Linked DNA regions of Mus musculus: region 1 is linked to region 2. The links are chromatin loops, found by intact Hi-C in ENCODE. Cell type or tissue: left cerebral cortex. All regions are shown on one strand. Links, peaks and the distances in the headings refer to the core of each region. The heading gives the core; the rest is flanking DNA.

Region 1 (5,428 bases), core at 184-5,183, 200 kb before region 2:
TTTCAAGTATCGTGCTCTTCTTTTTAGAAGAGAAAAAAGAATATGTGCATGTTTTCTTAGAGTGTTCTATGGACTAAAGCTTGGAGTTCATACTTTTCTAACTTAAGAAATCCAATTCAAAAAGTAACAAATTGTAACTTTGAAAACATTTATTAAAATTTTCTCACATAAAGCAATTTCTGTGAGTAAACTAACCAATTATATAATAATTTCCCCATGGCTATGAAATTGTTTTCAACAGTATATTTGCTCTGTTTTTCCTTTTGTCTACAGCAGATGCTATGCTGAAAAGTGCATGTTAATATTTTGCACTTGTGTATTTTATAATATACCACGAGAATATTAAAGACAGCACTTAAAAATGGCAAATATATTTGTATTTAATTCAAAGTTACATGATAACATTATAATGGATATTTGTAATGTATTTGATGCCATAATGTAGAGGCTACCTAGAGAGAAAGAAGAAAAAAAATATGTGGCATTTTATAATATTAGAAAAATGTTAGTAGTCTTTGGGGACGTGGTAGTTAACTTGGTTTGAAAAGACAAAATAAGATTAGTTGGAGTCATATAACTATAATATGTAGGGACATTATTCATTATGACAATAGCATACATGACCAAATAGCTCTCTTACCAAGTGAACTGCCAGTTAGGAGAGCTCATAGAGGCTGGTTCCCTGACAGTCATGCTATTTTCTTTGTAAATCGCTGCTGCATTGATGACATTACATTGCTGTTTAAGGAGGACCCTATATCCATAGTTTATCATTGTTGCTTTAGTCTGTTATTTAATTTAATTGGAAGTCAAATAAGGTCTAGGAATAGATGTAGCTCAGCGGTAGAACACTTGCCTAGCATGTAAGGCCCTGGGTTTGAGTCCCTGTACTGAAGGAGTCAAAGAACAGTATTTGGAGTGAACTCAACCCAAACATGAGTAATATTATTTTATTTTACAAGCCATTTCTTCATTTCCCATTACTCTTTTTTTTTTTTTTTTGCTTTCATAATTTTTAGTGACTACTTGTATCTCAATGATGGATGGACAGGCATTAGAATCTGATATTTCTATCCCTAGTTATAATTGCTACTTTACAAGCATATTTTAGCATTATATTTACTTCAAGGTGGTGATATTTCTGGACTGCTAACATAATATTTAAAATATTTTTTTAATATTTATATGTTCAGTATTTTATAAGGATGCAAATGATCATATATTTGCCATGCAGTTTTCTATCTGCCTGTGTTTGGGTACCAGTACGAAATGTAATTTTGACTTGCAGGTGTTCATGAAGCCAACTGCTGCTAAGGAAATTGAATGCCAGAAAATACATGAATACCCACCATCTACATAAGTGATTGTCCATTGTGTAGTTGAGAAATTGTTTCATATCTACACAATGCCCATCCATGAAGAACAACTAAGATGTCCCGTAGCTACATAACACCTGTACAGGTCAACTAAAACACGTCAAAGAAAACAGTGGAATATAAATCCCTCTGCCTCTAGAAATTCTAAACTAGAAGTTATTAAACTCAATGACTCTCAGAATCACACTGAAGGCTTGTTAAGCCATATTCCAGGGTCCAAACTTTGAAGTTTATGATTCAGTAAGTCTGGTGTGAGGCTCTAAAATACACATTTCTGACACATTCCCAGGTGATACTGATATTAGCACATCAGAAAGTGTGTCCTCTGGTTTTATTCAACCTGGCTGCTTCCAATAAATCTCTGATTTTCCCCTCAGGGCTATAGCATCTATAACCTTCTCTCAAATGATAGCATCTACAGTATTTCAAAATTTCTTCAAAATGTTTCTTTTGACATTCTTACTTATTGGAGACTCTTAAATAAATGACCTCTCACTAATTTTTCCGTTATATATGTCTCTATTTTCATTGGTGGCTCAGTGTGTTTCTTCCTGTTTAGGGATATACGTCTTCCCCCCTCCAATTTATCCTAGGTTTTTATATTCTTTTCTGAGAGAATATTGAGTCAGGTGTAGAGAACTCACAGGCATGACCAGAACAGTCACGAAGGCCTTGTATGTACTTTTAGTAACACATGACCTTTTACTCCTACCCTCCCTCCCTCCCTCCCTCCCTTCCTCCCTCCCTCCCATCCTCTTTGTTTCTCTCTCTTTCTTTCTTGCTTTCTTTTTTTGGCAAATGCCATTTTAAAAAACTGTTCAAAAATTTTATTTTTCACATTTGTTGGTGTGTGTGTTTCTCTGTGTGCATGATCATGCATATCATGGCATATGCACGGATGGAGGTCAACTTTGAAGGGTCAGTTTTCTCTCCTCCCACCACAAGCGATTCAGAGAGCAAACTATGGTTCACAGGCTTGTTGGCAAGAGCCTTTACTTGCCCAGCTGTCTTGCAGGTCCTCCCTGGCATTCTTATGTATTCGCCCTGCAAACAATTTTTGAAAGGTCAGTGTTCTTTTATGAAGAACTTACTCCAAATCCAGTGCCACATCTGGGAAATATGACAAATTAATTAATTAATTTCTGTTATTTTTCTCCAATTTATGCCATTCTCTCTTCATATGTCTATAGATTCAATTAAAAATTGTTTCTCTCTCTCTCTCTCTCTCTCTCTCTCTCTCTCACACACACACACACACACACACCCGTGTGTGTGTGTGTGTGTGTGTGTGTGTGTCTGTCTGTCTGTCTGTCTGTCTGCATGGTTTCTTACAGTGTGCTCAGAGACCAGAGGGGGTATCCTAGTGTATCACTTTCCACCTTATTCCTTTAAGACAGGGTCTCATTGAACCTGGATCTTCCTGCTTGGCTAGTGGCCAGAAAACCCCAAGTATCCTGTTTCTGCCTCCAGCAGTGTTGGAGTTATATGTATGTTCAGCCATATCAAGCTTTTTACAAAAGTGCTGACACTTGAACTCTGGTCTTCATGCTTATGCAGCAAGTGATCTTACCTACTGACCATCTCTTCAGGCCTCTGAATAGCTTGTAAATTAATTTCTTTGCAATGCTGTTTACTTAATATTAAGAGAACAGAATTAAAGCTACTGACACTTACTGTATTATAAGCAAGGATAACTTTCCGTTTTAGTTTGCCTGATACACAATTTTTGCCATAAGAAATTACTCTGCAATTCTATTTTGAGAAGAAAATGAAATGAGACAAGCTGTCTGGAAATAGGCTTTCATAAAAGAATGCCATAGGAAAGAGGACCAGCTAAAAACTAGGAGAGTTGTTGGATAAGTCAACTGATTTCTCTCTGTGTCACCCTGTAACATTTACATGACCCTTAACAAAATGGCACTCAATGCCAGAAACTCCTCTTAAACCTTGGTCATATTTCATAATTATGTGACATATAAATATGAATTATAAATATGTCAAGCAAATTATATTGCCGTTTACCAGAACCCTGTCTAATATTAAATCTAGAAAACTAATACATCTTCTAGAGTGATATTCATAGACAATAAAGAAGACAGGAAAATGAGTGGAGCTAGTCACAGTTGGGTTTTTAATTTCCTTTATTCTTATTTTTCCTGACACCTATACACAGAAGTACAACAAAACATTTTCTTTGTCCAATTTAAACACAGCCTTTCACTAGACTCTTCATCCAAACTCCTATTCAGGTTTCCACTCTATGTCCTTGTATTGTTAGGGACACCGACTGGTTACCTGACATAGAGCACACCACAGGTGTCACTTCTGCCCCTCAACACAGGTTTTTTTCTGAATTTCAAATATCTTTACTGGGGAAAATTAGTCTATGAAGACCTGCAGTCTCATTAGTCAAAACCTAAAAGTTTCTTACACTTCAGCCAGCATAAGAAATCGACAACTTGATGATCTAGTCACATGGTACATTAAAAACCTCCTAATTCACATAATATTTTCAATCTAATGGTTATTTACATTCTAGAGTTTGCTTTGTTTCTAATTTTACTGTCCTTAGGCTAAACTATCAGCTCTTAGGGAAATAGTTTAATTTATTTTCTTCTGTGAATAATTAATGAGGTCATACACAAATAGGTTTTTTTTAAAAATATTTTTTATCATTATGTATTTTCCTCAATTACATTTCCAATGCTATCTCAAAAGTCCCCCACACCCTCCTCCCCACTCCCTTACCCACCCATTCCCATTTTTGGGCCCTGGCATTCCCCTGTACTGGGGCATATAAAGTTTGTGTGTCCAATGGGCCTCTCTTTCCAGTGATGGCCAACTAGGCCATCTTTTGATACATATGCAGCTAGAGTCAAGAGCTCCGGGGTACTGGTTAGTTCATAATGTTGTTGCACCTACAGGGTTGCAGATCTCTTTAGCTCCTTGGATACTTTCTCTAGCTCCTCCATTGGGGGCCCTGTGCTCCATCCAATAGCTGACTGTGAGCATCTACTTATGTGTTTGCTAGGCCCCGGCCTAGTCTCACAAGAGACAGCTATATCAGGGTCCTTTCAGCAAAATCTTGCTAGTGTATGCAATGGTGTCATCATTTGGAGGCTAATTATAGAATGGATCTCTGGATATGGCAGTCTCTAGATGGTCCATCCTTTTGTCTCAGCTCCAAACTTTGTCTCTGTAACTCCTTCCATGGGTGATTGTTTCCAATTCTAAGAAGGGGCAACTTAAAGGGCCACAAATAGTTTTCATAATAGCATTATAAATAGGCAAGACTGTAAGGTCAAGTCTATCAAGACCTTATATGAAAACCTATATAAAAACCTACATATTGGATTAAATTAGTTTAATAATAACAATATTGTGCTATATTATTTTACACATATCAAGGCATTTATTTTCTTAAAGTTGCTCCATGAGATGAAAGCAGTCACTATGTTTCCTCATAAATTGGAAAACAAAGGCACAGAAACGTCACAAATATCCCTAAATTGAAAACACAGCTAACCTTAGATACGTACATTTGATTTGGAATGTCTGTAGAATCCAGGAATCTAGAATCATTGGTTTGGGGGAGCGGGGGGAGTGATCTTAAAGGAGGGGGAGGAAACACATGTTCTTAACTACCATTCTCTCCAAGAGAGATGCATTCCTCCACAGATCCATGCCACTCATGGGCTCTCTAAAGTATTTTTCTATAAAATAAAGGTTTTGCTATGTATCAGATGTGATTTCAAGTGGAAGGAAATATTCCATAGGATGAATGTTTAAAGTGTGGATATGGCCAGATTTCCATGAGTACTACATGCTGCTACATGAAATAGCAGCAATTACTCACACTGCTTTCTAAAATCTTTTACTGGCAGTACAACTCTGAGCCCTTACATCTGTGCATTTATTTTTCTGTTCCTATTTATTCCTTTAAGAACCATTTGGTGGGTTCTTTTTTATGTGGTGATTAGCCGTAAAAATCGCAATTAAACACTTTAAAGGTATGTATGCATATATGTATGTATGCATACATACATACATAC
Region 2 (5,428 bases), core at 192-5,191:
ATCTCTGGTGTTAGATGATTTTGCTGTCTCTGACTGTGGCTTGTCCCTCCTACAAGCCTGTGTGCCAGTACTTCTGGGAGACCAGTTCTCTCCAGGAGGTTTTGGTACGGAGCACTTTGGCACAGGATCAGCTGCTGGCACAAATGGAAACCGGAAGGATTTTGTCCCAGGCTGCTCCTCAGATCCTGTGTCTTGAGGGCCCTGGGCAGGTCCCTCTGAGCAGAAGTGGTGGTCTTACCTGTTATCACAGGCATGTCTGCACTCCTGGGAGACCAGCTCTTTCCCATAGGGATTTGGGTATGGAGCACTGTGGCACATGATCAGCTCTGGGCACAGACAGAAACCACAAGGCTCTTCTTTTTGTATTTCTAAAAAAATGTTATTGAGTACAACAATGTATTATACATGTACATTTACAGGTTTTTAAATGTTCATTATTTATTTATTTATTTATTTATTTATTTAGACTAGTTTTGTTCTGATGTCTACTTTACCCAATGCAAATATAACTAGTCTGACTAAGTTTTGGTTTCTATTTTCTGGATATATTGACTTTATTATTAAAAATAAAAAAAAACTCTGTCAATGTGTGCTTTTGACATTGAGGAATGTGTTTTTTTTCTCTAAACAATAAATAGTTGGATTTTATTTTTAATTCAATCAGGTAGTCTGTTCTTTATGTATAACTGAAGAATTAGGACTTCATATATAGGATTTTTATTGAGAGTAATTTTCTGATTTCTGTATTTTTTTTGTTAGTTCTTTTCTTGATTGCTGCAGATTGAATGATAATCATGCCCCTTTGGATCCTGCGTTTGAACATTAGTTCCCAGTTGATGATGTGATTTGAGAAGGCTATGGACGCTTTGGGATATAGTGTCTTGGGGAAAGAAGTATGTTATTGGGAGTTGGCTTTGAAGTTTTATAGACTAGTCCCCAATTCCTGTTTTTTGTCTCTGCTTCCTGACTGCAGAGTCCCCACTTCCTGTTTTCTATCTCTGCTTCTTGTTTGTGGAGAACCTGCCAGCAGTCTGCTTCTTGACTCCCATGCTGGTCTCAGGGTCTTTTTACCATACTTTCTCTATCGATTTTTTTTCTTAGCATCCTTTCTGGAATGGAATTTATTCTTTCCTATGTTCATGTAATGAAAAAAATGTTTCTTTCTCTTCTTTATGTAGGATTCAATTATTTATTTATTTTTTCTGCAATGCTAGCTTGATGATTGTGAATTGCATTAATCTGTGCTTATTTTTGAAATATGTTTATTTCACCATTGATTTTAAAGATAATTTTGCTCAGCAGTTATTTAGTTTCAGGATATGAAACCTTGGGTTTTAGGTCTTTTGCTAAGAGGTTTGAAGTTACTCTGATGAATTGACATTGTAAATTATTTCACATTTTTTTCTTGGAGTCTTTAATATTGTTTCTTTGTTTTATAGTTTTGGCAAGATGAGTGTAATGTGCTGTGAAGAGGATTTTCTCTGGAGATGTCTATTTGAGATTATAAATACCTCTTGGCCTTAAATGCCCATGAATTTCCCCTAGGTTTGGGAAACTTTCTGCTATAATTTCATTAAATAGATTTTCTATGACACTAAAAATAAATCTTAGTTGCATCTTCTACACCACAGAATCTCAACATTTATAATTATAAGATCATTTCACAATTCTTAGAACTAGGGTTTTTCTTTATTGCTTTCTAAAAGGAGTCTTCTGTTAGCCTTGTCTTCCATCCCAATATTCTAGCTTCTGTCTGTCTACTGGAAATACTTCTCAATGTGTTTTTATTTGATTAGCTGAGGTTTTCATTTCCAACATTTCTCTTTGATTTTTTTCTAACAAATCCTTTCCTCTTTCTTCCTTCCTTCCTTCCTTCCTTCCTTTCTTTCTTTCTTTCTTTCTTTCTTTCTTTCTTTCTTTCTTTCTTTCTTTCTTTCTTTCTTTCTTTCCTTTCTCTCTCCCCCTCTCTCTCTCTTTCTCTCTCTCTCCCTCCCTCCCTCCCTCTTTCTCTCTTTCTCTCTCCCTCCCTCCCTCCCTTCCTTCCTTCCTTCCTTCCTCTCTCCCCCAACCCCCGGATTTTTTATCCTTGTTCCCAAGTTTCTCTTCTGCAATTTTGCTTACTTCCCTACATCCTTGGTTTATTTTATTCTCATTCTTTTTTTAGTTCATTCATCTGGTTGTTTGATTTCTTTGAAATCACTGATCATTTTTAGAAGTAAGACTTTAGAGTCAGTAATTGGACAAGATTTGTTGTACATACCATGTTGTCTTTTATTTTCATCTTTCTTGTTTTCCTGTGTTGCACTACATGCATCTGTTGTTTTGGATACCTTTTCCTTCTTTATTTGAGGCTATTCCTAGTGTAGACACTACTCTTGTTGGCTCATTCATGAAGGGAAAAGCACAAAGAGCCAAAAAAAAAAAAGATGAAGTGTTGGAGCAGCTTGTTTCTGGGTTTTCTATAATTGGAGTCTGCCAGGTGGAGGTGGGGGAGGAAAGTTGAAACTGGTGTCTTGTGTTTCTATTTAAGATGTCGTTGAACCAGATTCTGTGAAGCGCCCAGTTGTTCCTTGGGATTTTTTTTCCTTCTAGAAGCTGTCTTCTTGTTGTATCCTGATACTTTGCTGACCACACTTAACTGTGCAGTCTGTGGGTTGGGGAGGCTCTCTTACACTCTCAAGATTTCTCACCTTGTATTCTTTGGGGTGGCTAATGCTGTAGTCTGGAGTTTCCCCTGAGTATATTTGTAATAGGGGGAGCCAATACAATATGGAGATCTATATAGGCTGCCTCATTCTTTAAAGACCTAAGTAACATAAAATGCAACTGTAGGAATGAGACTTTGAGAGACAGTTTTGCTGTCGATTAAGTAATTGTTTCCTTTTCCAGAAAGTTTCCCCTTTAATGCTTCATAATCATTTATGATTCTTATTTTAGATTGTCTTAATATTGGTAGATGTGACCATTCTGTATACAACTGACATAGTACTACTGGTAGATCCAGCAGTACCTCTCCTGGGCATGCACCCAGAAGATGTTCCAACTGGTAAGAAGGACACATGCTCCACTATGTTCATAGCAGCCTTATTTATAATAGCCAGAAGCTGGAAAGAACCCAGATGTCCCTCAAAATGTCGCAATTTACACAATGGAGTACTACTCAGCTAATAAAAACAACGAATTTATGAAATTCTTGGGCAAATGAATGTATCTGGAGGATATCATCCTGAATGAGGTAACCTAATCACAAAAAAAGTCACTTGATATGCACTCACAGATAAGTGGATATTAGCCCAGAAACCTAGAATACCCAAGATACAACTTCCAAAACACAGGAAAATCAAGAAGGAAGACCAACTCGTGGATACTTCATTCCTCCCTAGAATAGGGAATAAAATATCCATGGAAGGAGTTTCTTTAACTTTTTATTGAGACTCAATTACAAGGAAAGAAAAGAATATATAATTTTTGTTGGTGGTGTTTTGTTTGTTTTTTAGAGCAAGAATCATTTTAGCCAAGGGACTGTAAAATGCAACAATTACCTAAGCTCTTTATTGTTAGAACTGGTAGGAAAGGCCATTACCTGAATTTGGATTTTAAAATAGTCTCAATTCATCTCGTGATTTAATTTGGTCTATTTATTCAACTTCTTATGTTTTTAATCTATTCAATTAAAATAGCATTCCTTCCATTGCATGAGCTTAATGAAGCTAAATAATAAATGGTAAGTAAATTAATTCATATGCAGAGCTGAGGACAGTGTTGGAAATGTAGGAAACTCTCATTAAATATTAAGCATTATTTTTATTATTTTAAATACACTGGGTCATCGAGAACTGTTTGCTCCTTTTTTTATTATTAAAAATCACATTCTTGTATTTATCAAAAGGATTATTTGTGCAATCAACATTTCATTTTCTGGTGTTCCTCATCTTTTCCTTTTGTTATAATCCTTGCTAGAGGTAACTTTTAATGAACTAATAAGTTGGCCTTTCAAACGTGGGGAGGACAAAATTTAGCCCAGTGTTTCTTAAACTTTAAAATTCACAAGGATCATTTGAGGATTTTGTCTTTTTTTTGTTTTGTTTTGTTTTTGTTTTTGTTTTTAAGGTGGATTCTGATCTGTGTGTTAAGATGGGAAAGATTTTGGCTTTCAGTTTGAGAAGTTTCAGCACACACTTCTCAGCTTTATTGTTGGGCTTGTTGTGAGGCAGAGCAAGGTGATGGAAGCTGGAGTGGGGGTGGGAGGTTGGGGGGCAGTTGAGGCAGAGAGGAAACCAAGGATCCCCTTCCTGGGCACCTACTGTTCCTGCCTCCCAGAATAATCTCACCATATTATGAATTCATTAAAGGATTAATACATTGATTGAGCCTTCAGAATCCAACCACCTCCCTGGAGCTCACCAGCTTAGGTAACTGAGCTTCAGTCTTCAGGGAACACCACAGGTTAAACCACAAGAGCTTGATGAAGCCTGAAAGTGAGTTGCTAGCGAACATAAAGATGGGCACAGCATTCCTGGCACTACCTCTTGCGTATTAACATGGCTCTGGCCTTTCTTCCTGTGATTAAAACAAAACAAAACAAAACAAAACAAAACAAAACAAAAAAAACAAGGAAAGTTTTCATCATAAGATGTGAGTGTCTCTAGAGTGCATTCAACATATTAATTTCTCTACTCTTGTGTTCTTCCCTTCACACTGATGAAATCTCTGTTCTTTGTCACAGAGCTCACTTTCTCTATAGTGATTAGGTGACATGATCCTTTCTACGGGGATAACAATGCCTAGATCTACACAATGTATCTCTAAGATGTGGCTTTGCTTTACAATCTGCTTTACTCTGCACAAAGGAAGCAACTCTATAAAGAGCATGTGTTTCTGCCTCTTCATTAAACCTATTGTTTCAAGTATATTTTGAATAGTAAAATACTTTTAAAAAAGTAAATTTTTATTTTTCATACTATATCAGAAAATTTAGAATGGCTCATATGGTAATATAAAAATATCTAACATTGTGACTTCATAAATGTAGCAGTTCTGATTTTGTAATAATACCTTATCCTGGACTAGGTTTTATGCGTCCAAAATGATGGTAGTCAGCTAATTTTGTAAATAAAATATTTAGAGACATCTGTCTAAAGAATAAAGGTAAAATAACTTCTACTTAATTTGTAGTAAATTGTAAATCACTAATTACATAGATCAATGTTATCTCTATTGTGCTATTCTTTATATAGCAGCATACAATTTAGAAATGGTTTGATACACAATTAGAGAAGTTGGCATGGTGGAGCAATGTTTGTGATTATCATATACAATTTCAGATGATTAGCACATAACATTTCAATGGAAATATGAGCTTTTTAACCTAGTCTGTGGCAACCACATATGCCATTTGGACCAGCTTTAAATGGTTATGAAAGTATAG

What was found. A loop is a pair of places that touch in the nucleus more often than their neighbours do. Peaks named below come from ENCODE experiments on the same cell type or tissue, not always from the same donor. Only the 100,000 strongest peaks of a DNase experiment are listed, where the experiment ranks them.
Region 1: it touches region 2 in a loop (2.3-fold over the local background); 5 of 42 quality-filtered maps call a loop at or near these places.

The regions. Positions count from the first base shown.
Region 1 is chr16:64,927,007-64,932,434 of GRCm38, forward strand. The region is part of intron 2 of Htr1f (5-hydroxytryptamine (serotonin) receptor 1F); the gene reads right to left. Among named protein-coding and RNA genes, the nearest start is that of Gm33971, 55 kb to the left of the region's middle. In left cerebral cortex, for the core only: no CTCF peak of the experiment used is centred there; a DNase peak (open chromatin) is centred at 2,831.
Region 2 is chr16:65,127,092-65,132,519 of GRCm38, forward strand. No RefSeq gene overlaps it. Among named protein-coding and RNA genes, the nearest start is that of Htr1f, 24 kb to the left of the region's middle. In left cerebral cortex, for the core only: no CTCF peak of the experiment used is centred there; a DNase peak (open chromatin) is centred at 2,505.